Linked DNA regions of Homo sapiens: region 1 is linked to region 2. A link is an interaction called in ENCODE POLR2A ChIA-PET data of the cell type or tissue named here. Cell type or tissue: PC-9. All regions are shown on one strand. Each heading gives the region's core, and the rest is flanking DNA. Links, peaks and the distances in the headings are about the cores only.

The links. Peaks named below come from ENCODE experiments on the same cell type or tissue, not always from the same donor. Only the 100,000 strongest peaks of a DNase experiment are listed, where the experiment ranks them.
Region 1: POLR2A ChIA-PET joins it to region 2 with 6 read pairs; 2 of 35 experiments call an interaction of 5 or more read pairs at or near these places.

What each region holds. Positions count from the first base shown.
Region 1 is chr10:114,502,883-114,508,348 of GRCh38, reverse strand. All of the region lies in intron 6 of ABLIM1 (actin binding LIM protein 1), which reads left to right. Among named protein-coding and RNA genes, the nearest start is that of AFAP1L2, 100 kb to the right of the region's middle. RefSeq lists a silencer at 685-979. In PC-9, for the core only: no CTCF peak of the experiment used is centred there; DNase peaks (open chromatin) are centred at 738 and 2,958; H3K27ac peaks cover 4,093 bases.
Region 2 is chr10:114,854,372-114,859,837 of GRCh38, reverse strand. It overlaps FHIP2A (FHF complex subunit HOOK interacting protein 2A), which reads right to left. Exons shown (of 17, transcript NM_020940.4): 14 at 4,498-4,641. Among named protein-coding and RNA genes, the nearest start is that of FHIP2A, 35 kb to the right of the region's middle. In PC-9, for the core only: no CTCF peak of the experiment used is centred there; a DNase peak (open chromatin) is centred at 3,037; H3K4me3 peaks cover 718 bases; H3K27ac peaks cover 3,382 bases.

The DNA.
Region 1 (5,466 bases), core at 226-5,225, 350 kb after region 2:
GTAACCATCTCCTCCTGCAAATAAGGCGCCTGAGAAATGGAGATATTAACCCAGCCCAAGGTTTCACAAGTTAGGACCCAGGTTTCCTGACTTCATCCTAGGGCTCTTTGACCTGGAAAGTTCTTCCTTTATCACTGGGGCCATCTCCTAAACAGGGTAAATTTGTGATACGTTTGTCCCACTCAGGTAGAAAAAAAATTTTGTAATGTCATGAAATGCAACAAAGCCTGGTATTTCAATTGAATGCCCTTAAGGCTCAGTAAAGGGTTTCTGAGTCCAGACTGCTGAGCAACGGGGATGGAAGCCTGGCCCAAGAGGTACCCCAGCATTTCTTTGCAGAGCAGCTGCTTTGGCTGGGAAGCTGGGCTTTTCTTTCTTTCTGTTGTCAGAGGAACCAGCTAACTTAGACTAAGGTCAGCAGACTTTGCCTTGGAGTACCTGGATGCCTTTACTCCAGAACTCAGGGGGGTCTGCTGCCTTGAGGGACAACACAGACTTTTCATCAGCCTAGGTTGCACAGCCTAACACTTGGAGGGTCACCCCAACAGCCATGTGACTGTACACAGTGGAACCCACAGTTCACAAATCACCTGTTGATATAAGTGGGTTGGGCTGTCTCCCTTGAGTCTCAGTGTCCAGCCATGGCACGGTCCCTAGATCTCCTCTAACAGGCCCTCCTGTCACCTGACTGTGACTGGCGCCTGGTACAGCAGGTGTGGCTGGCAGGGTGCCCGTTTGCACAGCACTCCCTGCTTATCCTGGCTCAGGTCTCTGAGGCCTGCCCTTTCAGAAGAATCCAGACGACTTGGGGCAGGGCAGGCACCCACCCAGCATGTAGAGGTCTGGAATGTGAATTGTGTGTCTCTTTCTTTGTGGGATACAGAAATTCTTTGGTTGTCATCCAAAGGTGTAAGCCTTGCCTTAAAAATATTCTCATTTGGGGCATTGCCAAGCCTGGGGGTCCTGAATTCTTTCATATGTCTTCGTTCCTTCTTCAGATTTATTTTTCAGTCGGTTTTTTGCTTCCTTTTCATGATTGGAACCACTACTCAATGATTGTTAGATACACCACTCCTCACTGTTCCCAGTGAAATCACAGAATTTGTGCTAGGTAAATTCCAGGCTGGAAGGCATAGTTGTTTATTAAAGGAGATGAAGTCCAGCCACAATAGGAGAGGAAATCAGACAAGGATGTTTTTAAAAGCAAGCTGTGTTTTTCTGACTGCTCCAATATTCATTCCCACCCTGAAGGCTCCTCTAACCCTGGGGAAGAAAAAATATTTTTAGTCTGATAGTGTACTATAGAGCTGAACCATCTGTAAAACAGTCTTGATAACTCAGAGGAATGGTTTTAGTGGAAATAACTTGTAAAGGATCACCCAAGACTCCAAAGCTAAGGCATCAACTACCCACAGAGCACCGGTTCCTACCCAGCTCCCATGAAGTCCTTTAAGATTTATTTTAGAACCATTGCAGCCAAACCAGAAATTGACAAGTGGGACTTAATTAAATTAAAGAGCTTCTGCACAGCAAAAGAAACTATCGACAGAGTAAACAGACAAGCTACACAATGGGAGAAAATATTCACAAATTGTATATCTGGCAAAGGTCTAATATCCAGAATCTGTAAGAAACTTAAACAATTAAAAAATAAATAACCCTATTTAAAACTGGGCAGATACTTCTCAAAAGAAGCCAATTTGCAGCCAACAAATATATGAAAAAATGCTCATCATCACTAATCATTAGAGAAATGCAAATGGAAACCACACTGAGATACCGTCTCACACTAGTCAGAATGGCTATTATTAAAAAGCCAGAAAACAGATGTTGGTGAAGTTGAGGAGAAAAGGGAACGCTTATACACTGCTGGTGGGAGTATAAATTAGCTCAGCCACTGTAGAAAGCAGCATGTAGATTCCTTAAAGAACTTAAAACAGAGCTACCATTTGACCCAGCAATCCCACTACTGGGTATATACCCAAAGAAAAATAAATCATTCTATCAAAAAGACACATGCACTTGTATGTTCTTTGCAGCACTGTTCACAATAGCAAAGACATGCAGTCAACCTAGGTGCCCATTCATGGTGGACTGGATAAAGAAAATGTGGTATCTATACACCATGGAATACTACACAGCCAAAAACGGAACAAAATCATGTCCTTCGCAACAACATGGATGCTGCTGGAGGCTGTTATCCTAGGTGAACTAATACAGGAACAGAAAAATACCTCGTGTTCTCACTTATGAGCAGGAGCTAAACATTGAATACACATGGACACAAAGGTGGGAACAGTAGACATTAGGGACTACTGGAGGGGAGATGGTGACAGGGGAAGTGGGTTGAAAAACTACCCATCAGTTACTATGCTTACTACCTGGGTGATGGGATCATTCATACACCAGACCTCAGCAACATGCAATTTACCTATGTGACAAACCTGCACATGTACCCCTTGGACCTAAAATAAAAGTCAAGAGAAAACAAGACCTTTTTAAGAATAGAAATACTGAGGAAGGAAATAAGAGCAGGGTGGGATGGGAAAATATTTATAATTCATGGGGGAAGGAGAGCTATCACAGAGCTGGAATGTACTTTAGAGATAGCAATATGGTGACGAAAAGCAGTTGACAAACTAGAATCCCACTGAATTGGGATCAGCCATTTGCTGCATACTGTAAAACAAGTTTAAACATTTTTAACTTAAAAAGCCTGGCTTCTGAATGCTTATTGCAACTTACAAAGTCATGACTAAGATATTAAATAAAGGGCACTTGTTATGTTATCTGATACTGCCCTATTCCTTCCCACCAAATGCACTTAATTGTACTATTTGGCAACTAGGAGATGTGTATTGAGAACTGATTCCCTCAGAGCAGCTGGCATGGGAGCGATTCTTTGGATTGCTGTTATTGTGCATTCCTGACTCCAACATGCTATTGTGTTGGAAAGGAGGCCAGGAATGAGGTCATGAGTAAGAAGAAACCTTAAGTTTTTGCCCTTGCACAAGAGACAAAAATTATCCAATTGGAGTTAGATTTCAAGAGTGTTGAACTTGAAGGCAAATATTTATCTTCTGGTGTTAAGAAAGGAAAGGATGTGAAACCTTTGACCTTGAGTGTTAGGGCAGTGTCTGAGTTTGGAAAGCAGTTGTCTGAAGCCAGAAGCATGATGAATTTCTCATTGTTCCTTCCCTGGAACTATGCTAATATTTTTTACCACACGCTGAGCAGCACCAGCCGACTTAATAGCCTGCTCAATGTCACATTCCATTGGATTTGGGGTCTCTCCCTCTGGGGTCCAACTTCCTGAAGATACCCCTTTAGAATTCTAGGTAAGTGTTTGGAAAGAAAATGGCTTAGAGTCATCTGGTGTTTTGCAACCTACTTCATCCTCTCTCCATGTCATATGACTCAAAGTGAATTTATAAAGAATTAACATTTCTCTTATCTACACAGCAACCTTGCAAGCTAGGCAGAACCACTACTTTATACCCTTTTAACATTATGGAACATGTAGCTTTTCATGGTCTGAGGATTTTTCAGAAAGTACATAGCATTGGGGCATATAAACAGCTAAGTCCAGGTATATCCAGTCATCCTGAAAGTTCAGTCCAGCCTAACAGATTGATCAGACCTCCCCCTTTTTATCATTCTTGATGTACATGCAGAAACTGGGGTAGCCCTTATAACACGTCAAAAATCAAACAAACCATTGTTTCTGGTCCCAGGGACCAGAATCGTTTTCCTGGCCACATTTTCAAATTATCATCACTTAAAGTGACTTGCTATTTTTCAAGGGATGGCCTTAGGAAGATCCACTGGATCTTACCAGGCGGTTAGCTTCTGTATTCCCTCATGATAATTTATGGAAGGAAAAAAAGAATACTTACTTTAAACTGTCCAAACGACTAAAGTAATTTCTAGTTCTTCTGAGCCTTAACATGTAGCAGGATGTTGGGGGAGTGGGGAATGGACTTAGGAGAAAACCTTAGATTTGAACTCTAGCTCTGTAACTTTGGAGACTTTTCTTAGCCCACAGACAGGCATAAGAATAACAGGCGCCCACCAAGTGTTGGATGGATTAAATGTGAACATACTTTCTAAACATTCAACTACAGAACAAGTACAAAGGGTATTGTTAACAAAAGTAATTGATAAGGGAAGAAATATTTAAGCTCAATCAGGAGAGGAAAAAGTTGATCGTTTGGTAACCACCGCCAAAGTCCTCAAACTTCTAAACCCAATTTTTTTGTGTTTTCAGTGAGCCTTGGTCCTGACTAGAAGAAGCCAATTTTGAGGCTTCATGACAAACACTTACAGAAAGTTATCCAACTATTGCAATGTCAACCCTTGCTTGCTAATATCAGGTCAATTTAGGAATTAAATATGGAGGTTATTCGCATGCCATCCATGTCTCTCCATCAGTTCAAAGGATACCAGCAACAGAAGGATGAAGATGAAAGGAGGATTGAAAATTGTTCAGTGGCACTCTGGAGGTCCTAGAATAATGGATACCTGATGAGATTAAACTGCACAGCTTTTACTTAGAGACCATTTTATAAAGATCATTCACTTCACAGAGGTTAGAAAAACACTTTGAGAATCCATTTGGCAAAGTGCTGTTAATATGATTCTTCTTACTTAATTCCTTTAAATTCCTCTTGGATTAAAATTGTAATACAAAGCAAAAACCACTTTGGACCATGGTTTGGCAGTAGCTACTGAAGCGAAACATAAACATATCCTATGACCTTGCCACATACTCTCTATTCCCATGCATATATATGTATATATATACAACTGAAATATGTATATAATTTACCAAAAGACATGGGCAGGAATTTTCATAGCAACACTATTCAGTACAGCCAAAACCAATTTTTTTTCTTTTTTTTCGGAGACATCTCTTTCTGTTCCAGGCTGGAGGGCGGTGGCATGATCACGGCTCACTGCAGCCTTGACCTCCCAGGCTCAAGCAATCCTCTCACTTCAGCCTACCAATTAGCTGGGACTACAGGCATGTACCATTATGCCTGGCTAATTTTTGTATTTTTTATAGAGATGGGGTTTTACCGTGTTACCCAGGCCAGTCTTGAACTTCTGGGCTCAAGCGATCCACCTGCCTCGGCCTCCCAAATTGCTGCCAAGGCATGAGGCACCATGCCCAGAAAAGCAGCCAAAATTTTTAAGTTACCCAAATGCCCATCAATAGTAGAATGGATAAATAAAATCTAGTATATTTCCACAAAGGAATTGAGATTTAGTGAAGTATGACTACACACACTAACATGGATAATTCTCACAAAGTGTTGAGTGAAAGAAGTCAGACATATTTGCTTCTATTGATGGAAACTGAAAACAGGCAAAGCTAGCATGTGGGGTTAGAAGTCAACATAGTGATTGGAAGGCATAGTCATCATTGGAAGAGGACACAAGGGGGTTTCTTAGTGCAGATAATGT
Region 2 (5,466 bases), core at 189-5,188:
ATCTCATTTCTTGCATGAGTATTAACTTTCTCCAAACAACTGTATATCTGTGTACAGTTCCTCACACTTGTTTTACATGTAATATCGTGATTTTACTTGAATTCTAATTGTCTGTTTATTCTTCACAGAAAGGGGCTTTACAGAGTCATGTCAACAAAGCAAAAGGCACACTACACAAGGAGTTGCTACTACTTGCTCAGAACTTTCAATAGAAACTTCTCACCCCTTCCAGTTTGCTTCTTCTAAGCAGCCAAAGGAAACGGATTGGTTGCAACAAAACTAACTACAGTGAGGAGGCTGCAGAGAACCCAGGTGGCAAGAGTGAGACAGACACTGCAGCACAGTGGAGGGAAGAGGGAGTCAGGACCAAGTGCAACATCAGCCAGCACAGCGGAATGTTTCACTCTCAGCCACTGAACAACCTGCAAAGCCTTGATCACAGTGAATAGCAATGAGGAAGTCAATCTCTGGCATTCAGTGGAGAATGCTCGGGCACACGCCAGTTCTGCTACAGACTTCGGCATTTTACTATCTTTTGAAAATCACCACAGCTACAGACGCTACGATGAACATGTTTTGTTACATAAACAGAAACTCTCAAGTCCTATGCTGTAAGGCCCATTTTAGTCTTTCTAACTTACTACTAGATTCATGAACATGGATTTTTTTAAAGAATTAAAAACTGCTCCAAGTCATTTATTATTTTTTTTCAAAACCTAGCTGTAAGCAAGGTAATTGAAAGGAAATATGTATTCCCAGTAAAGGATAGTTTAAGAGTAAATTCTCCTACTTGGTAATACTTGGGGGCTTTGGGTATTTTTTATTGATATAGCATAATTGTACCTATTTTGGGGGGGGTCCATGTGATATTTTGATACATTTCACAATGTGTAATGTGTAATGACCAAATTAGGGTAACTGGGACATCCATCACCTCCAGCATTTATCTTTTCTTCGTGTTGGGAACATCACAGTTCTCTTCTAGCTCCTTTGAAATATACAATACGTTTTTGTTAACTAATTTCCCTACTGTACTACTGAATACTAGAACTTATTTCTTCTAACTGTACTTTTGGACTCATTAACCAACTTCTCTCCATTCCTCCTCCCTTGATAATATTTGCAACAGAATAGCCTTCTCTGAGACTCAACTCATAATAAACAATGAATTCACATTAAATTGTATTTTAGGTATGAAGGAATCATTTACAAAAAATAATTTAAAAGAATGCATTTAGTAAAAAAAAAAAAAAAGTAGAAAAAATTTAAAATACAACTTAAGTCCAGAATTGTACATGACTCTTCACTGCAGGTAGTTAAGATTTTTAGGTCACTAAATTTCGCCATCTGCAGGTGCTTAAATAAATAAATCAGTACAATTTGGCTTTAAACAAATACATTACTATTTAGACTTTGTATTTTCTCTGTGTGGTGTTACCTTGGTTTGTAGTTTATTTTAACATAAATGTAGGTCATAGGTTGCTTAAGAAATTTAAGGCTGACACAGATTATTTCTCAACGTAGTAAAAATGAAAATAAATTTCAACAAGATAAACTTGTTTCACTGTACTCTGAAATGGTCTCTACTTCCTATTGGTAATAACTTTAAAACAAGCTAGCCTTTTTGGAAGTTGTTGGTAGTTAAGTGTTTATATCTATTACTTGAGGTCCCTTTATTTTATACTTTATACAGTATTTACCTGAAAGGAAAGCAAGCCAGATTTCTCTGACATGACAAATGGACTTGGCCCATGTTTTTGGACTGAACTCAAATTTTGAGATAATAAACTTTGACTTAAAAAAGTAATATCAACTTCACTTTAACAATTAGAAAATGTGACAAGTAGCTAAGTTACTTGATCAAATTCAAACTCATCATGCTCAGGGCAGGGACAAGATTTGGCCTCCTTACAATGTTCCCAGTGTTCTTTACATTCTGCTATGGGCTTTAGTATTTTACTATCTTTTTAAAATCACCACCGTTACAAACAATAGTAAATGTTTGTATTATGAATTTTTTCAAATTAGCATTGTGATAACACAATAGTGTTATGAATACTTGATACTGTAAGTTCTCAATTATGCATGAAGACATTAGCCACTTGCCAAACTATTCATATTAAATTTTTAATCTCAGTCAAGTTACCTAGACCCTATTAGGAATCTATACTAAGAAAATGCCCTGCAAAGAGAAAAACAAAAGAAAAAGAAAAAAGAAGAAAGAAGAAGGCCAGGCGTGGTGGTTCATGCCTGTAATCCCAGGACTTTGGGAGGCCGAGGCAGGTGGATCACCTGAGGTCAGGAGTTCAAGACCAGCCTGAGCAATATGGTGAAACCCCATCTCTATTAAAAATACAAAAATTTGCCAGGCGTGGTGGTGTGCACCTGTGATCCCAGCTACTCAGGACGCTGAGACGGGAGAATCGCTTGAGCCGGGAGGGAGAGGTTGCAATGAGCCAAGATCACACCACTGCATTCCAGCCTGGGTGACAGAGCGAGACTCGGTCTCAGAAAAAAAAAAAAGAAGAAGAAATAGGGAGAGAAAGAAAAAAAAGAAACTACAAGCAAGTATCACTTCCGGCAAAAATGTTTAGGAAAGAAAGTAAAACTAGGCCAAAAATGCTTAGCTTTCTAGGACTTGTGTTTTATCTCTGAGATCAGACTATACCACGTTCTTACCCAAAAGGCTTTGAAAATCAAGGGTTTTTTTTTTGTTTGTGTTTTAATTTTGTTTTAGAGACGGGGTCTCACTATGTTGCCTAGGCTAGTGTGCAGTGGCTATCCTTAGGCACAATCATAGCGCCCTACAGCCTTGAACTCCTGGGGTCAAGCAATCCTCCTGCCTCAGACTCCTGAGTAGCTGGGACTACAGTTGCACCCGGCTCAAGAGTTTTAAAGATAAAAGGTTTCAGACGGGGCTCCATAGCTTACCAGCTGTAAGTCACATAACTGAAACCAAAGATTCCTCATTTGTAAAATAATACTAGAAATCTCTCTTGCCTATGATACACGGTTACAGGAAGAATGACTGAAACAGTCTATGAATCAGCGCTGTGCTATGAAGTGCTATCTGGTGAAATTGAAAAGTATTTTAAGTATTTCAGATATTCTGTTTTCAATGTATCCTTTTGTGCCAGCACTCCACAAACTAGAGAAAAAGTGCTCAAGGTTGAAGATTCAGGGTAGATCTTTCAATTCAGAAACTACTTTTTAAAATTTAGATTCCTTTTTAGTACTTTCGGTCAAAATTCCTAAACATTACTGTCTTGATACTCATTGTTATTACCTCTTGCTTGTTAGCTTAATCAAGCAACAAGCTTGATTTAAACTACGCCTAGCAAACTGGCTCAAAAACAAAAACAAAAAACAAACCACAATAAACTGATGCATCCTGGCTACCCAGGAGGTTTACACAGCCATGAGGTGAGGCCACAATACCTATTAATAGCCAGATTTTTATACTTTGGTTGTCAGGTTTAAAACGACCAACCAAGCAACACTAGAAATACAGCGAATGCTATTAAGAGGTTAAAAAAGAAAAAAAAAAGGACCTGGTCTCTTATAGAGATTACCGTCAGAAACAACGCTGACTAAACTCTAACATAGTGAAATACTTCTTAGATTACAATTTCTTTATTTGACTTTCTAGTTACTGAAGACAGCCTACTTAGTAAATTTCTTTTACAACTCCCTATGCTCACATAAATATTTAACTAAAATGCTAAAAAAAGAACACGTACTTTAACATACAGTTGAAAATTAATTCCAAATTGGTCCACTCAGTTTCCACACTGAGGAAAGTACTATGCTAGTTGTGTTCTTTCAGGTTTAGATTCTAATGAGTCAAGCATTTCAAAGCTCTCTCATCACTAAGCTTATGAGCCAATGAGAGATGGAAGGAGGGATTCCATAATCCCAAATTTATTTCTCCTAACAGTCAGATGAGATGTACATAGCAACTTATCAGCTGATGGTGATTTTTATCCACCTTTAAAGGAGTACATTAACCTTTTCTATTTCACCTCTCCCTTATGAAAATGAGTATCGTTTACAAGCTTTGTCTAAAGAGCCAGGTTCATCTAACACTATTCTGTGATTTTACTGAGACCAGTGTTCAAGATTCAATCTGAAATGACATTTAAGGTCTTCCAAATTGAGCATCTGTATTTGTACTAAATGTACTAACTAAAAGGCTAAGCAAGTCATAAAAGAAAAGCAGTCCTAATCATCTCCAAAATGTGTTAAGGATATTAAGACAATGGCCTATCATGAGAAGTAAAATAAACAAGCAGCTGTCAGGCCAAATAAATGTTTTTAACATACAGAATGCATCAGAAATCTGCCAGTTGTTGGCAATCAAGCTTCATGAAAAAGTCATCCAGTGGAAAAAGTAAGAAAACAATAAAAGTACTTTATTGAAGATCTACTAAGACTTGAGATGATTCTGTGGTGAATGGCAAAAAAAAATATGAAAATTAGTATTTTAAAATGTATTACCTGATCAAGAATTCTTCCCATTCTGTCGAACAGCACTTTCAAAAAATGACCTTCAAAGAAAGCAGCTTCTAAATTGCACTTTTCCAATGCTTTTGGAGACCCAGGCCACTCCCATCTTAAGCAGATAGCACAGTAGTCTCGGAACTAGGGGGAAAAAAGCATGTGAATCATTAAAGAACAAAAACAAATTAAGATGAAATAGAAATGATTTCATTAAATAGGCATATAAAAAACCATTTGAATGCAGAATGTCTGCTATGCTTCAGGTGCCAAGGGAGAGGGGGAAGAGATGACTCAGATCTTTCTGTGACTAGGGGCACAGGTAAGATTATATTAACTGCTGCTACCAATATAAGCTGATGAAAAAGAGACATATTTTAACTTTACTAAAATACCCCTAACAGCTCTTTCCTTTAAAGGAATTTAACTCTTTAGTTACTTTCATCACCGATTTAGAGGACATTTAAAAAGCAAAGTCAGACCTAGCCAAGTTTTCAAATTTATTCTAAAATGGTATATACCACAGATGAACTGATACATGTTATTTGAGAAGACAAGCCTGCCATTCCTAGAATGGATGCAAACTAGCACACTAGGCATGATGTTATGATAGGATCAAACAGTGCTACTCAAAGGTGGTCCATCGACCAGTGCTGGTCCTCAAAGTGTTCACTACCGTCCACAATGAGATGAGGACAAAAAGCAAGAGCAAGCACTTAAAAACGTTCCTAACAATTTGACTATGAAGAGTTTTATGTCTGTTGAATCTAACTATGAAATAATCAGGGTTTGTATTTTGTGTCTTTTTTTCTCTTCATTTTTCTACAATAGGAATTCTTTTTTTTTTTGAGATGGAGTTTTGCTCTTGTTGCCCAGGATGGAGTGCAATGGCACAATCTCGGCTCACCACAACCTCCGCCTCCCAGGTTCAAGCGATTCTCCTGCCTCAGCCTCCCAAGTAGCTGGAAT